Regions from separate parts of the Mus musculus genome. Here region 1 is linked to region 2. Evidence: chromatin loops called from intact Hi-C (ENCODE). Cell type or tissue: gastrocnemius. All regions are shown on one strand. Each heading gives the region's core, and the rest is flanking DNA. Links, peaks and the distances in the headings are about the cores only.

The links. Peaks named below come from ENCODE experiments on the same cell type or tissue, not always from the same donor. Only the 100,000 strongest peaks of a DNase experiment are listed, where the experiment ranks them.
Region 1: it touches region 2 in a loop (10-fold over the local background); 21 of 42 quality-filtered maps call a loop at or near these places.

The regions. Positions count from the first base shown.
Region 1 is chr13:112,525,551-112,533,550 of GRCm38, reverse strand. It overlaps Il31ra (interleukin 31 receptor A), which reads left to right. Exons shown (of 17, transcript NM_139299.2): 12 at 539-640; 13 at 1,737-1,883; 14 at 3,132-3,272; 15 at 5,998-6,091; 16 at 7,636-7,717. Among named protein-coding and RNA genes, the nearest start is that of Il31ra, 51 kb to the left of the region's middle. In gastrocnemius, for the core only: no CTCF peak of the experiment used is centred there; DNase peaks (open chromatin) are centred at 3,355 and 6,199; H3K27ac peaks cover 2,878 bases.
Region 2 is chr13:112,301,306-112,318,735 of GRCm38, reverse strand. It overlaps Ankrd55 (ankyrin repeat domain 55), which reads right to left. Exons shown (of 11, transcript NM_029898.3): 2 at 189-311. Among named protein-coding and RNA genes, the nearest start is that of Ankrd55, 22 kb to the right of the region's middle. In gastrocnemius, for the core only: a CTCF peak has its summit at 9,916 (motif pointing left); a DNase peak (open chromatin) is centred at 9,899.

The DNA of each region.
Region 1 (8,000 bases), core at 1-8,000, 220 kb before region 2:
GACAGAGGGAAATAATAATGTTCACCAGCTACCCTGCTAGTGATAATCATAATTTAACAGAAAAGAAGTAAGGCTTTTAAAAATAGTGCTAATTAAGCCTGCTAATTTCCTATGAGCATACAATGTGTTTTGCCCATATCTAACCAACTCCTCCCACATCTACTTCCCATTTTCTCCCACCCCTCCCAACTTTCTGTCCCTCCCTTTATTTTTATTTTTTAAATAACCTACTGAGTGGAATTAGTGCTGCCCTATTAGGCATAGGTGTAGGGCCACCCACTGAGAGTGATTGGCCTACCTACTGGGGAGTGGGAGACACACCCTTGAAGAAGGAAGGACCCCCACCCCTTCATGATGGAGCTGTAATATTCTTGAAATGGTCTCAGTTTAGTTCTGGGAGTTAGACAGAACATCTCAGAGCAAGAGAAGGCATTAGAGAGAAACAGAACGTCTTCTGTAAGTCTTAGGCCACAACTCAGTCCTCTATTTTTCTACTCTGTGTACTTAAGCAGCCCTCTCTCCCCCCTCTCTCCTCCAGATAAACTAAAACCTTTCACATGCTATAATATATCAGTGTATCCAGTGTTGGGACACCGAGTTGGAGAGCCGTATTCAATCCAAGCTTATGCCAAAGAAGGAAGTATGTGTGGACCAACTGTGGGGGAAGGGAAATAGGCTATTACAAGTTCAGATGCAGGGCTGTCTCAAGGCTCATTTCTAAAACATGCACCATCTTCATGTTCATCTTCAACTGTGTGTGTTTGACACACTTGAGGCCAGAGTATAGCGTCACTACATTTCAAAGGTGGGTAGATATAAAGAGTCCAAGGAGTCCAGCCACTTCCTACTTTACAGTGGGGGAATTGAAGCTCTCACAGAGGTGAGACTCCTTGCCTAATAACAAAACAGCAGCTGAGACTGTCACCAGCGTTAACATTAATTAAGATCAATTCAGGGAGCCTAGCAAGCTCATCATACACACATTAGAAATGATTCTCTAGGAGTGCACACGTGGGTGTGCACGGTGGTCATGGGCGTTTTGATGCACATGTATGAAGGCTAGAAGCCAACCTTATCATTTCTCAGAAGCCATTCACCTTGTTTATGTTTTGAGATTTCTCCCTGGGACCTGGGGGCTTGCCCATTGGTGGAGCTGCCCATTGGCTGGCCAGCAATTCCCAGAGATCTGCCTGTCTCCACCCCTTCAGCTCTGATATTGTCACAGAGGCCACCATGGCCAGCTTTTTACTTGACCTTATGCTTTCACGGCAAGTGCCTTCCCTGCTGGGCTATCTCGCCTCCTCTCAGGTGTCTTTTGCGAGGCAATAGGCAAGGTACACCACTCAGACTTTATCTTTTGGGAAATGAGCATCTTCTAGATTCAACACTGGAAAGCGTCTCCTACTGTATAAAGGTAGGCCAGGGAAGCTATACTTTATAGACAGGAATGAAAACTGGGTGCTAATTGGAATTGGGGACCTACAGGAAAGTACATTTTCTTGGGGATTTGAAATTCCTTGTCATCTTATATAAGATGCCTGACTTTGGGGGGGGGGGGAACCCAATCTCTACAAACAAGTTCACTCCTCAGTCCCCCGGTTCAACTTCCTTATCCCAACCCCAGCATTGTGGGTTTTGCCTGAAACAATGGTAGCAGCTCTAGGGCAGCGGTTGATCTTCCGGGATGTGATTCAGCCTTGGTAATTTTTTTTTTTTAATCTCCCTGACCTCTGAAGCTCCATTAAAAGGTCCTGAGACCAGGGTGGAGAACATCGGTCTGAGGACAGCCACGATCACATGGAAGGAGATTCCTAAGAGTGCTAGGAATGGATTTATCAACAATTACACTGTATTTTACCAAGCTGAAGGTGGAAAAGAACTCTGTAAGTGGGCACATGGCCAGGCTGAGCAAGCTCAGTCCACCCCTCCGCTCCCCCCATCCCCGAGATGATGTGAATAGACCTGACACAGAGGTGGCTCCAGGGCTGTGACCGGCATAGTCATCCAAACACTTAGCTTCTCTGTGCTTCTCTGAAAATAGAATCGAGGGCACTACCTCAGGAGTTACAAACGTGTAAAGAAGTCCTGAGGAGGACTGGGAGGAGTTGATAGGACCTCTCCTGCTCAGTCACAGAATGGGTGGGTCCCCTCAGACTTTTCTGACCATTGTTTTGGGTGGGATTTGCCCATCTTAAAGAGTAGATTTGTATGCAGGGACAGCCCTTGTTTGATGGTACTTGTCTTAGTGCAGAGCTCTTTAAGTGTAAGTTCTACCTCCCATTGCCCAGAGCTTTCTTTTTGAGTCCACAGTATCTTCTGACATCCTAAGCTCTGGGCTAGGCTTGGATTTCCGTTTAGGCTAAATTTGATTTTTATTACATTATAGTACACGTAATGTAAAACTTGGTACTAAATATTTGAAGGTGTATAGTTCAGTGATCTTAAGAACATTTACCAAATTGTGTAACCACCACCGCTCTTTTCTCCCCCTCCATGTGGAAGCTCTGTGTTCTTTTAATCAATTGTTCCCGGGCCCCTCCTCCCATGGCCTCTGGTAACTACCGGACTCTGCCTATAGATTATTATTCAGATTATTTCACAGAAGTAACAAGGCTGGGGAGGCAGCTCAGAGCCCGAGCATGTTTCTAGCATGCACGAGGTTTTACGTTCACTGCAAAATAAAATAGGTTAACCTTACAGCCTGAGTTTTCCCAGGGGTATCTCATTTAGAAAACTTTTTCCCCTAGTCACTAATGATATCAAGCACTCGTCTGTTGTAGTTATTGGCCACTTGCATATCTTCTTCAGAGAAAGAACTTCATCACCCATTTTAACATTAGATTGTCTTTAATGAAGTTCAGTTTAATATTGTTTGGGGTAGTTGCTTGTGCTTTGAGTATCATATTTTATAAGAACCCTCCATAAATTCAAAGTTGTGGATTAGTTATTTGGGCTTTTGAAGGGTTTTATACTTTTAGCTCTTATGTTTAGGTCATTGATGCATCTTGGTAGACTTGTTTTAAGTGGAAGTTGAGAAGTTAGAATTGCAGGTCAGGGCACCCTGGGTCAATGCGAACACACATTTTCAGTTTGGCTTGCTATACTAGATCGGTTTCTATTTTTCCTTTCAGCCAAGACTGTTAACTCTCATGCCCTGCAGTGTGACCTGGAGTCTCTGACACGAAGGACCTCTTATACTGTTTGGGTCATGGCCAGCACCAGAGCTGGAGGTACCAACGGGGTGAGAATAAACTTCAAGACATTGTCAATCAGTGAGTACTGGCTTCAGGCCTCATTCTGGAGTTTACTTCGGGTTGGAAATATTTGACAGGAGCAAGGAGAGCCAGCAGAGGGCAGCAGAGCATGGCTTCTCCTGCTCTCTCTGGCTCACTCACCTCCCAGGAGTTACTGAGGAGCTGGCAAAGGGAGGGCTGAGTTAGACCAACAGGCCATTTTGATCCTTGCTGGTAAGCAGCCACAAATAATCTTAAGATGAAGCAAGCAACATCCACTTCAGCCTCAGCCACGTCAAAGGCTGTTGCCTGAGCTCACACTGCCCAGTTCCTAAATGTCAGGAGTTGTGCAATAGAACCTGGGAAGGAACAACTGGTTGATCAGAGGTCACTGACAAGGGACTTAATGTTACCATCTGCGGTGGGGCTTTTGTTTCGTTTTGTTTGTTTGTTATGTGTATTCAACTTATCAGCTTTTACGTTGAAAACATGAAAAGCAAGACAAATTTGTTAGATATCACATATAATGTGAAATATAATAGTTTAATAATTGAGTAGGAAAGCTGAGGGCATGTAATAGACAGAGGGAAAAGAAGAGGAAAGCCAGTCTGGTCTACAAAGTGAGTTCCAGGACAGCCAGGGCTACATGGAGAAACCCTGTCTCAATCAATCAATCAATCAATCAATCAGTCAATCAATCAAAATTCAAGCAGCATTGACAAGTTTTGCAATAACTACTATAAACCAAAAAAGTCATCTTGATGTATCTCAGAAGCCCCTTGTTATTTATGTTCCTGAAGACTAAAGTAGACCGTGGCTCTGAGAACCATGAGCAAGATAACACGTTCTGTCCTGCAGCCTAACAATGCCTTCTTGGTATTCTTTTTGATACAACTTCTAAAATAACTTTTTTTTAAAAAAAATAAAAATCATGTTACAGCTTCAGAAGACTGGGTACAAGTTGTGTCAGCTCATGAAAATTTCTCTCAGGATCAAATTGAAGGCACAATCCCGTGCTGGACCCTTAAAAGTTCTCTCCTTGTTCCGTAGATTTGAGGACAGACTACTCTACTTCCCTCCTGGGTCCTCCACAACCCATTCTCCTTTTTATGAACGACTATTTATTATTATTATTATTATTATTATTATTAATGTGTATATGTGTGTGTCTGAGTAAGCTTATGTACACCACATGCCTGCACTGGTTAGAACAAAGTCTCGCATCGCTTGCAACTGGAGTTGAGTTGCAGGCAGTCGTGAGCAGCTGTGTGGGTGGAGAGAGCTAGACTTCTGCAAGAGCAGCCAGTGGTCTTATGACCATCTCCCAGACCTCTAGAACCGACTCAGGCACAGCAGCCACAGTTTAAAGTTCTAGATTTTCTGAACTCACCAGTTACAGCTTCATATTTTAAACAAAATACAAGCTACCCTCCCCTTACCTCATTTCCCATCACTTTCTGACTCGGTTTCTCTCCCTCTTCAAAGCTTTGCATCTCCCTTTGCTTTTCTGCAAAATCCAGGGCAGACTCTAGATTAGATCTAGCCAGGCAAGGTGATGCACGCCGGTCTCCGCACCCAGGAGGCTGAAACAGGAAGGTCTAAAATATAAGGCTAGATCAGCCTACACACAATGAGACCCTATCTGGAAAATTAAATAAGTGATACATAAATAAATAAATAAATAAATAAATAAATAGAAGATTAAGAGGCTAGCCTCCCTTCACTTTGCCCTAAGTACTCTATTTGATCATCTATTTTATCTGAAGTATTTTTAACATTATTCTATTACTTAGGGTCCTCTAGGAGAACAGAAGTGATGTGGTTTAAGTGATTGGAAGCTAGGTTCTTCAGCAGTGGCATTCACCATGCAGGGACCCCGGTAGCCACTCGGTCTGAGAAGTCTGAATCTTTAGAACAAGAGTAGGAGTTAAGGCCGCAGTCCCCGTCTAAAGATGGATGCCTGGAAGCTCTCTTCAGAGTTGTGTCCAAAGGCTGGCTAAGCTGAAGTTGGAAATCTGTGGATAATGACCACAGCAATCAGTGTTCGTGCTCAGGGAGAAGAGAACTTGGGTGCACTGACCGTCTTCCTCTTTTTCGACTTTTAGCCCATCTGGTAGTGGTATTGCCAGCCTATCAGATGGTATTGCCTGTGTTTAGGGTGGACCCTCCCCTAAGTGTTCTCCCATGTCAGTTCTTTGGACTCACCCTCACAGACACAATAGCATGCATGTATTTGCCATTCTGTAGGTATCTCTTAGTCCAGGCAAATTGACAAGTCAAAGCTTACCTGTCAAAGTTTATCGTGTGAGTTTTTCTACCCCAGGATATACGAAGCATGTGAGTGAGGATCTGATTTTTTTTCTTATTTGTTTGTTTTATTTCTCAGAATAATGGGGGGGGGAGGCTAATAGTTATGCTAGTAATTACTGACTAAATGGATGAAGTTGGAAGCTAACCCTGACAAACACAACAGCTATCAGTACATAATATGTAATACTTGGAGATGTCAATGAAACCCATTATTCTGTAAAATATAATAACACAAAAGAAAATATATCAATATCTATCATGTTATATAGGGAAAAGACAGCTAGATAGGGAGCCAAAACCCCAGTGGTTTCAATAGAAATAAATTAAATTTAAATAGGAAATTAAAGAGAAATGTTGCTAAAGAAAAAGAAAAACTAAAAAGAAAAAGTTAATATTTGATTCTTGTCAAAAGAACTTTACTGACAACTGGTCTTTTGTTCTCTTTGTCACAAAGGTGTGTTTGAAATTGTCCTTCTAACATCTCTAGTTGGAGGAGGCCTTCTTCTACTTAGCATCAAAACAGTGACTTTTGGCCTCAGAAAGCCAAAGTGAGTTCATGATTAACACTGAATGTCTTAACAATCGGCCACAGAAAGCAGCAGGTGCCATCCTGGCACATGGTATGAGAGAGAACTCTGCCCCAGGGGAGGGCTGGCTCATTCATTCATTTGATCCATATGTGTGAGAAGGATTAAAGGCCATACCCTCAGACTCATGAGGATTCCCACAAACAAGAAGACATATTTGTGCAGGTCTGTACCCCAAATCTAGATTCTTCTGAGGCCAAGGGAGCACTACCTATCCCATAGGCTCTGCCTGCCAATGTCTGTCACTTGAGGCTGGAGCAGAAAGGAGACTGAGCCCTGGGTGTTAGCCAACTGGATGAGAGCACAGGTCTGTTCTTTGTGATATAGAGAGTGTGTGTGTGTGTGGGGGGGGGGTGCTGGCTGCAGGTACATTTGTCCTGACTGCTCTTGCCAGTGTGGGGAAAGACATTCGTCTTCAATATCTTATATTTCTCCCTGCAGTGAGCCTTAGGCTGCCTCAGTGTCCCTCCTTGGTAGGGTGCTCTACTCTGGCCCTTGTGAGCTTTCTCTGCCCAGCAGCTGGGCCTCATTTGTGACTAAGCTAATGTCAACCTCAATCATGATCAATATACTGCAGCCAAGTCACAGCATAAATTTTTGTACATCATATTCTTAAGTAATCATCTTCAATCTAGACACATGTCAGAACTGGATCCTGCCCCAAGAGTTTCTGACTCAGAGTTCTGGGATAAAGACTAGGAATGTGTCTTTTGATTAGTGGGTGATGCTGGTGCTGAAGTTGGGAACATACTTTGGGAACACTATGCAGAAGTGTGGGTAGTTAGTGCATCAACTGCTCCTGAGAATGCATTTGCCAAAGTGACAGTAGTGCAGTTTCCAACATCAGGACCAGGGTAGAGATACACAGGTAATAGAGAAAGAAAGGAAGGTAAGGATATAATTATGTGGGGGAAGCATCTCCTTTTGGGTTGTCCCATAGACAACTGCTTCCTATTTCCTGTCAGTCAAGAGTGTGGATACTTATTCGTATTGAATAGAAATCTGGGCAGCTGCCTTCTGTCTTGGTTATTTTCTATTGCTCTGATAAGACATCATGATCAAGGCAACTTATAAAGTTTTTATTTGAGGTTTATAGTTTCAGAGGGTTAGAGACCATCCATGACCATTACGGTAGGGAGTATGGCAGCAAAAATGCTGGCTTGGCTCTGGAACGGCAGCTGAGAGCTCATACTTTGAGATAACAGACAGAGAGAGCTAACTGAGAATGGGTGGGCTTTTGAAACCTCCAAGCCTGCCCCCAGTGACACACCTCCTCCTACAAGGCCACACCTCCTAATCCTTCCCAAACAGTTCCACCAACTGGGGACTAAGAATTCAAACATGTGAGCCTGTGGGGGCCCTTCTCGTTCAAACCAACCAGACCCTTCTTGAGTAGGGAGTTATATGGTTGCCTTTAATAAACCCTGCCCTTAGCTCAGCCACACATTATGCATGCACTATGTCCTGAGCTTACCTCCTCTCTGTAAAATCTCATCTTTTAACAGCCGGTTGACTCCCCTGTGTTGTCCTGATGTTCCCAACCCTGCTGAAAGTAGTTTAGCCACATGGCTCGGAGATGGTTTCAAGGTACACGTTACTGGGTTTTGTCCAGAAAATTGTGCAGACTGGGAGGAGGACCAGGTGGGTGGGAACGGGAGGGGTTTTCCCCAAGGTTCACAGAGAAAGAACTGAAAGTTTGAAAGACCCAGGGAACAGCTGAATGGGTAGATGGAATCAGCCTACCTCCTGTGACTTCCAGACTTGCACTCTGGACTGGAAGAAAGATTCTCACCAGGGCCTGAGGTACCCCCCCCCCCCCATAGAAGTGATTCTGTCAGGATATCACAGAAGACGACTTGTTTCACAGATT
Region 2 (17,430 bases), core at 4,966-12,965:
GTGTCCAGTGTCATGCTGAAAAATGCCAAAGGATTCTACAGAGCCACAGGCAAGATGCCTATAGTATCTTGTGGTCAGTCAAAAAGAATTTCACTAGTGTTGCTCATCTCAAAAGACCATCTCTGAAAGGATAAAGCATTCCATTCCAGGTTTAAAACAAAAACAAAAACACCTCACAAACAGCTCACCTTCACTGTCACAACACTCCAGGATGGACGGATCCTCCCGAATGACGGAGGTCAGAGAGTTGACATCTCCATTCGATGCTGCCTGATACACCATTGCCAGGTCGACTTCTTCAGATGAGTCACCTGCATGAACCAGACACTCTGTTAATATGTAGAGTACGTTCACTCAAAGAATACCACAAGACCAGATTGTCACCCACACAAGTGAGTCACTAAACCTCCCTCCCCAGTGAATCCAGGCAGAGGCTGAGTCAGCTTAGTCACATACTCCTTTCTGGAAAAGACACTTCTGAAGAAAAGTGGGCCACTCTAGGTCATTTGCAACGCCACCACGTGTTGGCAAGGAGCCTTGGGATTAGGCACTCTTTGCATGTCATGACTCTTTGGGCATGCTGGTTTCCCAAAATTAGAGAGACCAGCAAGGGAAGAAGGCCAGTGTCTTGGCTTCAATCTATTCTTCAAGACCCAAAGCATGCTACAGTCTTCTCTTTTGCTTGTTTCCTGTTTAGAGTCAAGTTCTCGTGTAGCCCAGGTTAGCCTTGAGTATTCTATATAGCCGAGGCTGATCTTGGATTGCTGATTCTCTTACATCCACCCCTTGCATTTGCAGATGTGGGCTGCTATGCCTGATTCTATGCAATTGTTGGGCATTGAAGGCATGTGCTTTCTAGGTAAGCCCTCTACCAACTGAACTACATCCATGGACGCATGACCTGTCTTCTTAGTACCTCAGTTCATCCATCTTTGGGAAAAGCATTATGCTCCTCCCTCTCTCTCCTCCAGAGATGTTCTGCACCTTCATCTGTGATGACTGTATCTCCAGATGCCTTTATCCTGCATGGGAGGATACATGGGAGGGAGGCACTGAAGACTGGGAAGGGAGAAGATGGGGCTCTCCCTCCCTTGCTTGGCATCCAGCAGTAGCTGCCTCCTTCCCACCAGGAGCTTTCCCTATGCAGAACTAGCTCTCATGTGGCCCCCCTCATAACCTGCCCACCACTGTTGTCCTGCAATTGAAAGGAGAGCCATACCTTTTCATTGGTGCTCATCTACTGCATTTATATTGGCTTCTCATGCCTCATTTTGCATACCCCCCCCCCAATTAAAACCTGTTCAGTTTCAAACACCTGGGTTTGTAAAGATGCTATTTCTAGAAGAACTAAGGTTGTACGAAACTGCTTTGAATGAGGGAGCCAACTGTTTACTGTGCCTTTGTGAAGAATTGATCCAACAGGTCTTACTGCCAAGGATGACAACAGACTGTGGTCAGGTGACTGCAGGAATGCACAGAGATGGTTAAGAAGCGAGCTGTCTTGTGGGACACCTCAGGGGAGGCTGTGCCAAGCCCCTCTATTAGAGAGAGGATATCTCAACAGTTTTAAAGTTGTGTTTTTCTTCTCGGGTGGACACTAAGACCATTGGCCTTTTGGTTCTTTGAACTTTAGCTGCCACGAGTCCTAAAGTTTGGGTTTGGTTTCTCTGTCCCAGTATTTCTGAGAAACCATTAATGATTTTTACCCAGCTAGCCAGTCCAACGCAAGCTCGTAGCTGGGGATGGCTTATTTACAATAACATTGTTTTGTACAGCGAGTGACTGCTTTCTAACTCGTCCATGTTTTGAAGCAGGCTCCCCTACTCATTTGCATGGCAGGGTGCGGTTGGCTTGATGACTTTGGAGTCAGATACCTTGGGTATATGCCAGGCTTGTGCTAACCAGCTGCGTGGAATTGTGGGCCAGTCACCCTCACCGGGCTTAGTTTCCTTATCTGTAAAGTGGAGATCTTGACAACACTGACAAGTGCCTCCCTTAGAAACTACCTCCCTTGGGTGGAGTGACTCTGTGTTAAAATTAATCCTGTGTGCTTAACAGCAACCTGGCATTTAGTAAGCATTTTTTAGTACTTGCTACTTATTCTGCTCCACTTAAAAAAATGTTAGCTTATTTAGACAGTATTACATGTCTGGGGTATATATTTAAAATAGGGCTCTTGTTGATGAAGGCAACTAATGAAGCCATATATCACTTAGATTTTGTTACAGATCTTCACATAATTCAGGGCATTTTGTTAAGATGATTCCCAGGGTCTCTGGGTGTTGGAACTAAGGCCCCAACTTAAAAGAGGGACCTACTTTCTAGTAATACGTGCACATTCAAAGATGCTGGTAGTGACCCCTGGGAAGAAGCCTGATTGGGTCAGGAAGCTGCCGACGGTGACAGGTGGACTACGGAGCTGTTTGTTTCTTATTGATCTGAGGCAGGGCATCACTGTGTAGCCCTTGATGGCCTAGAACTCATGAGTTGTAGATCAGACTGGTCTCAAATTCATGAGTGATCTACCTGTGCCCCCCACCCCACCCGCCGTGCTAAGATCACAAGTGTATGCCATCACACCAGATTCAACTGTGGGGTTTTAGAAACTGCATGCTACTTGATAACATGTTCATGTTCAGTTCATGACTGATATACACAGTACTTTCATCACGATGTGGTGCTGTACTGCCTCCTAGAATTAGGATCCCAAAAATATTTTGCCAGAAGGATTTGAATATTACATTTATGTGCAATATATCTGAGCCTGTCAAGTACCCATGAGACTCATTGAAAGATGGCTGAATCTGTCTTTTCTGTTGCTCAACCTCCCCTCTTCCTGATGCTAGCTTTACCTTGAACACTCCGGGGTGGTCATCAGTACTCCACTTCCAGGCAAACTGCAGTTTCAGTGGACTATTCTATCCTGACCCAGATTCAGAATATGTGACCTGGAACAGAGCTATTAAGAATTTGCATTACTGTGGTCGAGGTGACATATTCAGGGCTGTGGACCGATTAGAGTCTATGAAAAGCAAATAGACTCCAGCTGGGATTGTGGCGAGCACTGCTCTCCTCCCTCCCCTCCCCACCTTCCTCTCACACACATTCTCTCTCTGTTCCACTGCCCATGAATTGGGAAGCTTGCAGTCAGCATCTGCCTGGTGAGAAGAATGAAGATGGAGCAGAGCAGAGCTGAGCCAGGGGAATGGAAGAGCTGGCAACTGCTGACACCACTTGAACCCCCAATCACAGCACCTTAGGCCAGCAATATCCCTGGAACATTTGCATATGCCAAGACATCCTTCTTATTCATTCCCTTATTTATTTTATGGCTTGTCGTTTTGTATTACCTTGCGGACATGCTTTAGTTTTCTTGTGAGTTTGCCAGAGAGTCCTAGGCAAGGACAATTTTAGCAGTGGCACATTGGCAAGGAGCATAAGGTATTAGACGGATATTGGCTCCACAGGAATTAGTGAACTAATTCACGAGGAGGAAACGCTAACTGATAACTGATTATTACCACGTCGAGGGAGTGATAGGGCCCGTCCATTCTGCACAGGTCAGGGTTACACTGAGATATTTACCCTGTGTGTTAAATGTGGCTGGAGGAGGCTGGGAAGAGTAAGAGGAGAGAGGCTACAATGAGGTGTCGTGAACTTCATTTGTGTATCCTGAGTGGTTTAAGAGAGCAGGATGGTTAGTTCTGGAGATAATTCCATGAGGTCACGAAGGTGGTCTAGTTAGTTGAGTTTGCATACACAACATTTAACCATTTTAACTTTACAGTTCTCTGGCCTTAAGGCATTCACAATATTGCACAACCACCACCACCCATCTCCAAGCCCTTTTCATCTTCCAGAACTCTGTACCCATTACATCATAACCCCTATTTTCCCTGCCCAGCCTCTAGAAAGCTCGACCGTACTTTCTGTGTCTGTGAATCTGAGTCTAGGTTTTTCATATGTGTGGAATGAACACTGTTTGTCTCTTTGTGACTAGATTATTTCACACAGCATAGTGTCGGCTCATTCATGGAGGATCATGTGTCCACTTTTCCTTTTGAATGTTGAGTGATCTTCTTTTCTACATACAAACCAATCATATTTATTTCTCTATTCATCTCTTGGTGTCCACTTGGTTTTGCTTTTTCTTTTCTTTCTTTTGGCTATTATGAGTAACGCCCCAGTGAACATGTGTGCACAAATTGCTTTGGTAGCCTGCTCTCAACTCTTTTGGCTATAACCTCAAAAGTAGGATTGCTGGTTAATGTGATTATATTGTTTTTATGCTCAGTTTTAACAATCAACTATACTGCTTGTGTTGATTTTTTTTTTGGTCAACTTGACCCAAACTAGAATCATTTGGAAAGTTGGAATCTCAGTTGAAAAAATGCCTCCATAAGATTTGTTTACAGGCATATCTACAGGGCATTTTCTTAATTTATGATTGATGTCGGATGTCCCAGCCCACGGTGGCTGGTGTCATCCCTGTGTGAGTGGTCTTATGTTGAATAAGAAAGCAGGCTGAGTAAGCCATGGGGAAGGTATAGTAAGAAGTGTTCCGCTATGGTCTTTCTTTCAGTTCTTGCCTCTAGATTCTTGCCCTGAGTTCTGTCAGTGATGGGTTATAACTTGAGAGTTGTAAAATAAAATAACCATTTCTTCATGTTGATTTTGGTCATGGTATTTTCTATCACAACAATAGAAACCCCTACTAAGAAACTGTTTTTTCAAGGCAGCTATACCATTTTATACCACATCTGTATATAGGTTCTAATTTCCCACATCCTCATCTTGCTTACATATTGTGTGTGAAAGGATGTTATCTTTCATAACAACCATCCCTTTGAGCCATTCAACCTTTGAATGGTTAAAGTGGCTGAGTATTTAGTCGTAGTTTTAAATTACAGTTCTCTAATGATTGCCAATGTTGAATATCTTTTGCATATGTCATTGGCTGTCCCTTTATTTTTGGAAGAATGATTATTAAGATTCTTTTTTCACTTTGTAATAAGGTCATTGTTTTGTGATCTTGGCCTTTAGGGACATATGGAGAACTTCGCTATTGATATTAATGCCTATAACAGATGTTGGATGCACAAACTGCTACTCCTCTATGGCTTTCCTGTTTGCAGTTAGTAGAGTCTCTCAGAAATTTGTCTATATTTCTCTTTTGTGGCTTGTGCTTTTGGCATCATGTCCAGGAAATCCCTGCCAAACCCATTGCTAGATGCTCTTTCTTTGGGCTCCTTTCTAAAAGTTTTATGGTTCTACACATTATGATTGGGTCTTTGATATGCTTGCTGTAAGGTGAGAATTTAAAATCTTTCCTGTTATTATCTACTGTCTTAAGCACTGTATTTTGAAGATCATTGTTGAGTGATCTTAGCGCTCTTCTTAATTTTATTTTATTTGTATTTATTTTTTTCAACATATGGTTTCTCTGTGTAGCACTGGCTGTTCTGGAACTTTTTTTTGTAGACCAGGCTGGCTTCAAACTCACAGAGATCCACCTGCATCTGCCTCCTGAGTGCTGGGACTGAAGGTGTGCACCACCACACATGGCTATCACCCTTCTTAAAAACTAGCTAGCCATAGATATATGGAATCATCTTTGGACTTTCAGTTCTACTCCATTAATCTGTATGACTACTACCTTCATGCCAGTACCACACTTTTTGGTTACTGTAACTTTATAATTTGTAAAACCAGGAAAGGTGAGGCCTCTCTCTAATTTTGTTTTTTTGTAAAACTGTCTGAAACGTCTGGGAGATCATTAGGATTCCAAATGACATTTTTGAATGAAATATCCCATGTCTATAAAAAAGTCATTGAGTTTTTGTCAGAGATTGTACTTCTCCGAGAACCAGTGACATCTAAATATGCCTTTGTAGTTCAGGAAACCCTGGATGTCTTCTCATTTGTTGGCATCTTCTTTAATTTACTTGAGCACCTCATTGTAGTTTTGGGTGTGCAAGTCCCTTGCCTTCTAGGTTAAGTTCATCTCTGTGTACTTTATTCTTCTTTTTCTATTGTGAATGGTCTTGGTTTCAAAGGGCCCTCGTGTAAACAGTGCTACAATGAAATTATCCTGGACTCCTACGCAGTCAGAAGTAACAGTGATGGAGTGACAGAGAAAGACATTGGAGTTACTAGAGCTTGACAGCCAGGTTCCAGGTCATGCCACAAGAACACAAACATCCTGTTAAAGATAGATAGTCTTGGCTAGAAGACCATCCAGGAAGTATGCTAAGAAGGAACTTAAAGTGAGAGATGAAGAAGGGAGAAGGAAAGGAGGTGTCCTACAAGGCTGATCAAAGTGAGCTTCCGAGTTCATTTAGCTTAGGATCTGCTAGGAAACTAGCAATTAAGAACGAGAAGACTCTTAGAGGCTCCGTAGAAATGCTCAGTCTAAACCATGGTGAGTGTGGATCCCTAGTCTTACCTTGGAGCTGCTACAAAGAAAAGAATGGTTGATCATCCTTTGGGATCTAAAATGAGGGCAGAAGAGTTTCTTTTCAACAAAAGGTCACAAATCCACTTAACATCACCAAATAGCTCTATATAATTGAACAACACATGCCCCCTTTATCCTCCATGTATCTTTCTGTATGTATCTGTCTATTTTCTATCATCTACCTATTTAGCACCAAGAATTCATCATATCTCTATTGATCTTCCCAGGGAGCAGGTTTTAAATGCTTCTCACCTCTGTGTATGAAGCCTAAACAGAAAGACCTATGCACAGCTGCATGCAGAAAGGTAGAATACACACACACACACACACACACACACACACACACAGAGAGAGAGAGAGAGAGAGAGAGAGAGAGAGAGAGAGAGAGAGAGAGCCACACCCACTCCAGTGAAGTCTGCGTGACAAGCCTAAAGGCTTGGACACAGTCCCGAGGCAAATTGTTTCATGGAAACTCAGTCTCCTGGAACCTTGGCATGAATGTTCCAAACCTGTCCCTGCATTAGTCAGCGTATAGATCTGTGTGCTTTCTTTCAGTATTGTTTTATTATAGGTGCCTCCAAGAAATGATTTTACTAAACCTAAATCAGGTTGAATTCTACTGTCTGGCCTTCACCAATGTCCTAGGCAGTCCTTGAGCTGACCCTGGGCTTGGAATTTTGTAAGAATGTCATTTATCCAGACGAAATGCCCCACTGCTGACATTTAGTAATCAGGCATCTCCGTTTGCCAGATAGGAGCTAGTATTCTCAGGGCTAGTTCAAAATAGTAAACTTAGAATTCTCATTACAGTTGGGCATGGCAGACTACATTGCATATTAGAAGAAAGTTGGTGAGTTCTTCTGACAAATGGACATTCCCTACAGATACTTAAAAGAGCAGCCAAGTTACTCCCATATGCAAGAATTTACCATGGCCTAGGAAAAAGGAGGGCTATGGTTTAAGGAAGAACTACAGTACTGCATTATTCATGAAAAAGGTCTGCTAGAGCAGAACCCCCTGGTGCAAGCTTTCACAAGGCTCAGAGGAATAACATAAACTGTGACAGGGTGTGAAATCCCCTCCTGGTCCCTGTCATTAGCTGACTCTAGGCAGGGTTACTCTTATCTCAACTGTAAACATTGCCTGGTGCCTTCCAGTCTTTTGAATGCCTTTCTCTGTTTTGTGTCAGAAAACTTCAAAGTAGCTTAACTGTTGTATCACCTAACTTCTTTGTTTTCTTTTGTAATATATAAGTCTGATGCTCACTTTGACACATTACATTCAGATACAACACTCCCTTGTGTCTGTATTTGTTTGTCACTCCCTGTCCACCTGAACCGGAACTCTGATTCTCCTGCAGATTGAGGGCCTCACGTTGAGGCCAGTCTGCAGCAAGAGAGGACATGAATGAATAGGAAGAACCATGGGAGGAAATATTAGTTGTATATTCTAAAACATTTCATGTGTCTCTACGCATGGAATACAGAAAGAACCAGAAGAGCAGGCTAAAAAAATGGAATGTCTTGGTCATGTTCTGTGCCTCCTGTAGTTTTCAGACTCTATAAGGCATGGACATTGCTTATGGTCATCGAAGTTAGCCAAGATTTTCTTCTCATAAATGTTGAGAGAGATGCGGCTTAGTAACTTTACACTAGTATTTCATTACCCAAAAAGGAGATAGAGCTTTGTACAGTCATCACTGTTCTGGCTTAGATATAATGTGTTCCCCTAAAAGGCTCATGTGCTGGGGACTGGCATCCAGTAAGGTGTTGCTTGAGAGCTTCATTCGGAGGTAGGGTCTAGCTAGGGACATCGTGCTGGGGTGGGGGTGGGTCCTTGGGGGTCTTTTGTTCCCAGCCCCTCCTGGATTCTTTATGATGCTTCCTTACTGCTGGGATGTGAATCACTCTGCCATGCCTTGCCTACAGGATGGACCAAACCCTCTGTTACATGAGCCAAAGGAAATCTTCCCACCTTGAAGTTGCTCTGTTGACCCCTTGGTCATAGCTGTACAAATACTTCAATAATACAAGTAAAGAAACAGTCCAAAGTTGACACTTGGAAATTCTAAAAACTGCTGTGGGAAAATTAACACAAAGAGAACATTTCATAAGTTATAAACAGACTGAAAAGGTTGGCAACTGGTAAAGCCATCTTATAGATTGATTGCTCCTGAGGCCACCGCTGAAATCTGGGGTTTATTCAAAGGGAACTTTGGGTTTACTCAGCAAGTGACACTTGGCAATATAGTTATTGTAAAAAGACAAAAGAAGGTGAACATTTTAATGATGAAGGAAAAACAAAACCTGTACTGAAGTGGTACCTTTTGGTGTTGTCTATGAACCGTGTCCAGTCTGCAGTGAGAGGAACAGAACGGATGCTGTGTGCTTAGAAACTGTGCAGCACCTCCTCACAGTAACTTCTGAGTGTGGACTCTAGTAAAATCTGAGCTCATCGAAAATTGGATCTTTAACAACCCCACAAATCAACCAACCAACCAACCAACCAACCAACCAACCAAAAAACCAACCCTGGATAACTATTTTAGATGATTAATTTTACTTAAAAAACACAAGGATCGGTAGCTAATTTTGACATCTCTTTGCTTATTCTGATTAGCCAAAATCTAATTTGCTTCCAGTTGTATTAGAGACTGTCTATTGAATCCTCGGGACATTAGGGCTTCAGATGTACAGCTGGCTACTACCAATGTTTGGGGTGCCTGAGCTCCTCAGATTTTGTGTCTTCTTGGGTTCCAGTTTTAGAGCTGTGGTGTTCTTTGGAAAGTCACTGATTGCATTAAAAAGTCACTGAGCCCATTTTGTTGCAACTGCTTTGAGGCCAGATCAACACCTGCACTGCTTAAGCCATGGCCCTTTCGTGGAGTGGCCGTGTCAGTGTAAAGGGCATTTTAGCCTTTAGAATCGAAACCAGAGGATTTGAGAGAGTTCCCTTGGTATATTCTATTATGAGCATCCTTGGGTAATAGAACTCACCCATGACATTAGAGTTAATTATAAGCATTTATAGAGAGATCTGTAGATCTTAGATTATTCTTTTAACTAGAACATATTGCCCCTGGAGAATTTAAATATACTAAGCCATCCATAGACTCTGCATCTCCTGGCCACAAAGGGTGTAGAGTCTCTGTCTTTTAAAAGAACATAATCCAGAAGGAAGACAGATGTTGAAGTGGTGATTGAGACATCCTTGGGCTATTATGACTGGACAGTAAAATCACTTAAAGAGATACTTTCCAGGGCCTTCTTCTAATTTAGATTCCTCTCTATTTCCACACAGTTATCTTAGGTATTGTGGGACAGCAGAGAAATTATGTCTTGGGGCAACCTAGAAAGCTCTAACTATTTGTAAGGAGATAAGAAGACCTTTGCACCTTTCAGGAGGAACCAGCCTTCACAGCACCATAATGGCTCCAAGGTACAACATTGCCACCCGCTGGTGGTGAGGAGTCTTTATGGTCTCTGGGTTCTGAGCCAGGGGAATGCCAATCTTTAAAAACATAATTTAGAGCCAGTTTGGAGCTTTCTAAATACACAGGAGCAAGCAAAGATGCCTCTCTAGAAAGTACTTTTTTCTTTTCTTTTTTAAAAAATGGGTATTTATTTGTTGATTAATTCAATGAATACTTAATTTTAAATAGAGAGGCTTGCTAGTTATGTAACCCTGGCTGGCCTGAGACTCACTATGAAAACAGGCCTCAAATGTATAGCAGTCCTTCTGCCTCTTTTCTGAGTGCCTGGATTGCAGGCATACTTCATCATGCCTAAGGTTTCGATGGTTTTGTTTCTGTTTCACACAAGATCTTGGTAAATAGTCCAGGCTTTCCAGGAAGTCACTGGCTTTGCACTATTAGTGAGCCTCCTGCCTCAGTCTCCCTTGTGCTGAGACTACATGCACTCAAGGAGCATTCACAGAATGCCCTGTCAGTGATTCTTTAAAAGATGTGGGCTTTGTTGTTGTTGTTTCTTGCTTGCTTTAACGTATAGAAACCTTTAAAATGGGGTAACTGAATTTACTGATCAATTTAGGGTGTATCTTCAAATGCAAATGGGTTTTCTTATCCACTCAATTCTTATTGAACTCTTGATGTTAATATATTGCATTAGTCCTTCATTAATTAGGGGAGTGTAAATTTTACATGAATTTTTAAAAAGGATTGTGTTAGCCTGCCTAGCTCTGAAAACTAAATATAAATAAACATTATGTCATCTCCCCTTTCATTATTCTGGACAATGATCTGACTATCTTTACCTTATTCATTTTCTCAAAGTATCAGGTGATAGAGTCAGGCTTCTACCATCCTGTGGGAACTCTGGAAAGATAAGAAGTATATAAAGAAGTAGATTTGGTTCAATTAAAAAGGAGCAGACTGTGGTAAACATACAGCTGCTTTCAAATACTGGTAACAAGTTAATAATTGTTTCCTGCAGGCCCAGACTGAATTCTGGTGAGCACAAACCAGAGAAGAGATTTTCAGAGAACCAGAGACAGGGATGGAGCTACATTGTGAACTAGTGCTTCCTAGCCAGTACCTCAGTAGGTTCTGACTGAACATATCTTGGTGATACCTTTGGAGGAGACATTGGTGTTGAGTAGACTGCTGACCTCTATGTTTCCTTTTCTGATTGGTACTCAACATGTCTACCTAACATCTGTGGGGAGCCAAATATTGAGTCACCTATCATCATATGATAAACAGAATTGTATCTCTTAGATAATTTAAAACCAAATCAAATTGACAATGATGATCTGCCATCAAAGCTGCCCACAAAGAATTGAAATACAGCAGCTTTTAATCTTTGAGATAATTGTTACATTACTTGTCTTAGGCTACTTACTTGCTTCATAAAAGCAATGAATAGAACCTAACCTGGTATATAATTGTTCCCCATAGGACCTCTTTTGAAGGTCCTATGCATCAATGCACAGTTGTTTGGGATAAATGACTTGTTTTTTTTATTGAAGAAAAATAATTCTAAACTTCAGAGACTATGAGTAAGAGCAGTGTTTAATATATTGGTCAGGTGTTTGCTGATTTTACTAGCATATTGTCTCCAAATTGGCAAACTGAAGAAGGGTAGTATAGTGAAAATTTTGGGTTTTGGTTTCTTTAAAAAGAACCATAGAAATATTATAAGGACAGTTTTTGTCTTCATCAGATGTGGCAATGTGGGTCTGCCTCTCGGCAGCTGACTGTGCTTGCCTCTTGCCCTCCAGCAGAGGCGTGGTTTTGTCAGCAGCAGATAGTTTCTGTGATTGTGTGATATTTGGAATTCTGGGAACTTTTCAGAGAGAATCTAAGTGCTAGGGCCCTGATAAAGGAGTGTGTGTGTGTGTGGGATTGTTGGTTGGTGGTCATTCAGGGGAGTAGCAGTTTGTTAGTACTCACACTCAAAGAAGAAACTAAAAGAAAGAAATTAGGTTTAGGGCTCTCTCCCCCCTCTATCCTTTCTCTTATATCTAGTGATAGGAGGTGAAACTGGGGGGATAAAGTGTGGGAAAAAAAGAAGAATCCACAAAGTAGCAAAGACCAGCTACAAGCAGCACATCAACATGGGGCTTGAAGTTAAAGAATAAAGTAGAGGATTTGATTTCAAATGCCATGAATGAAATGACAGGGAACAAAGGAATCAATATATTTTTTTCAAGAGGCAAGCAAAAAGTTTATTGGAGCTGCAACCAGACATCCTCCACATTGCTCCCAGAGGAAATTTTTCTGTTATTTTTTTCTTTTTTCTTCATATATTTTGTTTAAAAAAAAGTTTGAAAGATTGGATGAGTGGGTGGAAATATTGCAGGTGGAAATGGAGGGGCATGAGAAACAAAAGATGGCTGAAATGGGAAACAGAAGGGGGTGCTCTTGGGGGCTGTCTATGCAACTGGAAAGGTTGCCGGTGGAGGTGGAAGTACCTGGGGATCGAGGCTCACAGGAGAAGAGAAAACAAAAAAGGCTCAGTCCTGGCAAGAAAGGCAAGAGAGTGGAGGTTTCCTGTAGAAGGAAAGGGTGAAAGAAATGGTGCTGGAGTTGGTCAGGTCAGAGAGAAGCTGAAAAAGTGGGAGGATGTGCTGATGATGCAGCCCATTTTGAGAGAAAGCGTTAATCTAGAAGCAACGGAGTCACTAGAGTGAGAGGAACCTGGGGTTACAAGATCATCACCATCAACTTTCTCATATGCTTGCTAAAGGTGTAATGAGGCTATGATGAGATAGGATGACATCCTATAGAAATGATAGCTCTAAGGCATTTAAAGAGGCCATGATTTCATATGGGATGCATTCACCTTCTGTGAGACAAATTCTAAATAACTGGGCTACTCAAAATAGACTCATTTCTCAAGCTTGGAAGGTATTTGTAACAGCTGTACTAGAGACTGGTCCACAGTTTTAATGGTTAACATGGTGGGGGTGGGAAAGCTGTGAATATTGAACATTGAAATAGAGTGAGGTGGGTGAATATAGAAAAAGATTAGATGTTGGGTGAAGGGGAGTACTCTGATGTAAAAGCACAGGTTCAACTTGATGATGTTACTATAGAAGAATGTTTCTTAGTGGCTTTAAGAGTTTGGGACAAAGCTGAGGAGCCCTGGGGAAAAAGTCCACCTGGTTTACAAAGATTATACATGGTTCCGGAGGAGCTGTCACTGAGTTTTTACGAACATCGGTCTCAGCAATGAACAAAACTGTATCAGACCATGATGCAAGACAGATGTTGATAGAGTCCTTGGCATATGAAAATTCAAATACTAAATATAAAAAAGTTATTAGATCATTAAAGGTGAGAGCAGTGCCTATAGACAAGTGTATAAGGGATACACCAGGTGTTGGTTCTAATGTGTATCATACTAATCAAGTTATAGTCAGAGGTTTCAGATATCAAAATGCCCAGGGTTTCAACTGCAGGAAATACAATCATTTGCAAAGATACTGTGACCAAGCTGCTAAAGGTCTCGGATCTCAAAATAACTGGTGCTTTAATTGTGGGAAATATTTGCAACAAAATTCTGAATAAGGCATCTCTAAGGGCAATGATTTTCTAAATATAAACTAGAAACAAGGCCTAGGCTTCCAGGGATGTGAGGCAATATAGCGAGGGTTGACACTGGACCAATGAGTGTAGGTCTTAAAGAGATATTCGAGGTAATTTCTTACTAGTCAGAAACAGCCTTGGGGGCCTAGCTCCAGGCCCCACAGCAAAAAAATATGAGCCATTACAGCCAGAGCGACGTGCAGACCAAAAATCCTCCATTCAGCATTGGAGATTGATGCACGATACTGCAGGCAGCTTCGCTGTAGACTTGGCCACAAATAAACATCTTCCTCTATCCCCCAAACCTCAGTGTTATAAAATAACGACTGGAGTTTATGGTCCTTCGCCCTCTGGGACAGTAGGGATGATCTTGGGAAGGAGTGGACTGACTTCCCAGGGATTCATTGTGCATCCAAGAATTGTAGATGAAGTTCTCCAAGGAGAAATGAAAATAATGGCTTATGCAAAAAGAGAGATACAATTTAACACAGGTGATAGGGTTGCCAAGCTGCTGTTTCCCTACATCACAGGCAAAGCCACTCCAGTAGAAAGAACAGGAGGGTCGGGATGTACTGAAAAATATGTGTTCTGGCAAACAGTTGTTAATGATCTGAGGCCAAAATTAAAATTGCAAATAAACGGGATTGAAATAGAAGCTGAGAGACACTGGGTTATAGAAAGTACTGTGGAATTAAATCAGCATATACTATAAGGATATGTTAACATAAGAATGGAAGCCACTGAAAGTTTCATAATGGGGATGCAGATTTGTTTATATTTCCACAGGAAATGAAAAGCTGTGGCTACCATCAAAACTTACGATTATATCTGAGCAGGAAAGGTCTGGCCAGTGACCCCAAAAGCACTTAGTTCATTGAAAATGTCTCTGTTTCGAAAGGATGGACCATCTAGAGACTGCCATATCCAGGGATCCACCCCATAATCAGCTTCCAAACGCTGACAACATTGCATACACTAGCAAGATTTTATTGAAAGGACCCAGATGTAGCTGTCTCTAGTGAGACTATGCCGGGGCCTAGCAAACACAGAAGTGGATGCTCACAGTCAGCTATTGGATGGATCACAGGGCTCCCAATGGAGGAGCTAGAGAAAGTACCCAAGGAGCTAAAGGGATCTGCAACCCTATAGGTGGAACAATAATATGAACTAACCAGTACCCCAGAGCTCTTGACTCTAGCTGCATATGTATCAAAAGATGGCCTAGTCGGCCATCACTGGAAAGAGAGGCCCATTGGACACGCAAACTTTATATGCCCCAGTACAGAGGAACGCCAGGGCCAAAAAAATGGGAATGGGTGGTAGGGAAGTGGGGGGGGAGGGTATGGGGAACTTTTGGTATAGCATTGGAAATGTAATTGAGGAAAATATGTAATAAAAAAAGAGAAAATGTCTCTGTTTATAATTACCTACTACCCCCAGCATAATCAATGGCTTAAAAATGAAGAGGCAAAATGTAGTGACAATTCTGGAATTTTGGCTTCTTTAAAAAAAAAAAAACCACAGAAATACTATAAAAATATGTTTTCATTTTAAGCCCAGCAGCATCTGTCTTCGATTTGCCTTGCGCTCCAGCAGAGGTTTGTCTGCTGCAGATAGTTTTTGTGATTATGTGACATTTGGAATTCTGGGAACTTTTCAGAGGGTATATAAATGCTAGAGCCCCAATAGGTGTGGCCATTGGCTGTTAGTAGTTATGCTCAAAGAAAAAACAAGAAGAAAGAAATTAGATTCAAAGATCTTCTCTCCCCCTCCTTCTTGGTCTCCTATCTAGTGATCAGGGTGGAAAGGGGGTGGAGATAAAGGGTGAGAAAAAGAAGAACCCATAAAGTAGGAAAGATCAACTACAGGGAAGATGTAAAAAGTGAAGGCTTACAGCTCATAACCTTTGGGCTAGAGCTGACTGAAGTGGTGGAAGAAGGTAGCTCCTCCTTTAATGGAAGGCACGACCTTGGCATCGTAAGAGTTGAAGCTGCCCTCAGCCCTCACTGTGAACACGTAGTTTAAGCAAAGCTGGTTCAAACTTCACACCAGAGCTCTCAGTATACAGTTACAAGACACTGAAAAGCTGACATCGGAAACCATTTCTTAATCTGACTCTCCTTCTGAGTATCCAGCACATTATTTATTATGCACCATTGTGACTCAGAAAGTCTATTTGGTAAAACAAGACATCCTAGATTCCAACCCTGGCTGCACATTAGAATTGTCCTGGGAATTTGCAACAAAAACAAAACAACAAAGAAAGAAAGAAAAGAAAAAAGTGATGTCTGAGTCCTATTCTTGGACATCTTGATTTAATTGAACTGTCATTTTACATTATTTTGCTTTTTCATTTAAAAATATCGACATCCAGGTAAGAAGAAAATATATATGAAAAGATTAAACAGCATAGGACGATGGTAAGATGATGCAGTGGTTAAGAGTACTGGCTGCTCTTACAAAGGACCCCAGCTTGATTCCCAGGGTCTACATGGCAGCTCACAAATGTCTGTTACTCATTCTGGGAGGTTTGATGCCCTTTCCAGCCTCCAGGGGCCCCCTATACATGTGTGATACATGGACATCTATGCAGCTAAAATACTCACACATGTAAAAATACATAAACAAAAATTTAAAAGTTGGTGTCTTAATGCTACTTATTTACCTATAGGCGTGGAGGGGTTTTATACATTCCAACCCCTTCCTAGAATGACTTATTTCTACCCACTGCATGAAGTCCTAGGTGGGTGAAGGAGTATTCATGGGAGATGAGCTTGGAGGTGGAGATCTATCTGTATCAGAGTGTATAGTTACAAGCATCTGTTAGGTCGGTCTTCCCCTACCACTGAGACCATGAACTCTTTTCTTGTTCTCCATCTTGAACTCCAAATAAAAAAGACTGAAGTCCTATTTCCAGGTATTCTGAGTAGCAACACAAAAGATAAGGGACATTCCCAAGGAGTAAGCAGGCGGTTAACAGGTCCCAATAGCTCTGAAACAAATGCAGCAAGGAATAGGAGAAGGAAAGTTCTGGAAGGGGCTACTTGCTGAAGTTGGTGTGGCTTTCAGAGGTTAGAACAGTGACTTGCTGTCTGTGGCTGAAGTCTGGACTACTGTCGGCCATTGGTGCCAGAGATCCCAACTTTCTCTCAAATGGTGTTACTTCTGTGGATTGATGAGATTGTGACAGGATTTGAGAAACAGAATGGAATTCTCTGAGCTCCTGTGTGTGTGTGTGTGTGTGTGTGTGTGTGTGTGTGTGAGAGAGAGAGAGAGAGAGAGAGGGAGAGAGAGAGAGAGAGAGAGAGAGAGAGAGAGAGAGAGAGAGAGAGAGAGAGAGAGAGAGAGATATGTGCATAGGAGAGTAAGGGAGCGTGGGTGTGGTGGTCAGAGAATGACTTTTGGGATTGGGTTCTGTCCCTTCATTCTGATTCCTTGGACCAGACTCAGATGGCCTGGCTTTTGCAGGAAGGGTTTTGCCCACTGAGCCATCTCACTGACCCTGGAATTATTTTAATGTTGAAATAAACAGTAACTAATAGCTTTGAGCATAATGTGGAAATAATATGTTCCTTATAAAGGTATAACTATGTTAATACAAATAGTTTGGGGTTTTGCCCTTTCCCACATAATATCTGATTATAAGCAAGTTACTATGTCAAGAAGTTTCATGACATCCCTTTTAAAGTGTACCTAAAATGTGACTTGCTGAACTTAGCACGGCTAATTTGATCATTTACTCACTATTAGTCATTTAGATGCTCACGTTGCCTCAGCTTCAAGGGTTCCTTATATCAACACTCTCCATAACTACTACTGCTGCTGCAAAAGGACACTACTATATAATTTTCAATGGTCACTTCTTTTATTGTTCCTAAAAGTTTTTTCATCTTTGTGGGCATTTATGAATTAACTATGTATTTTT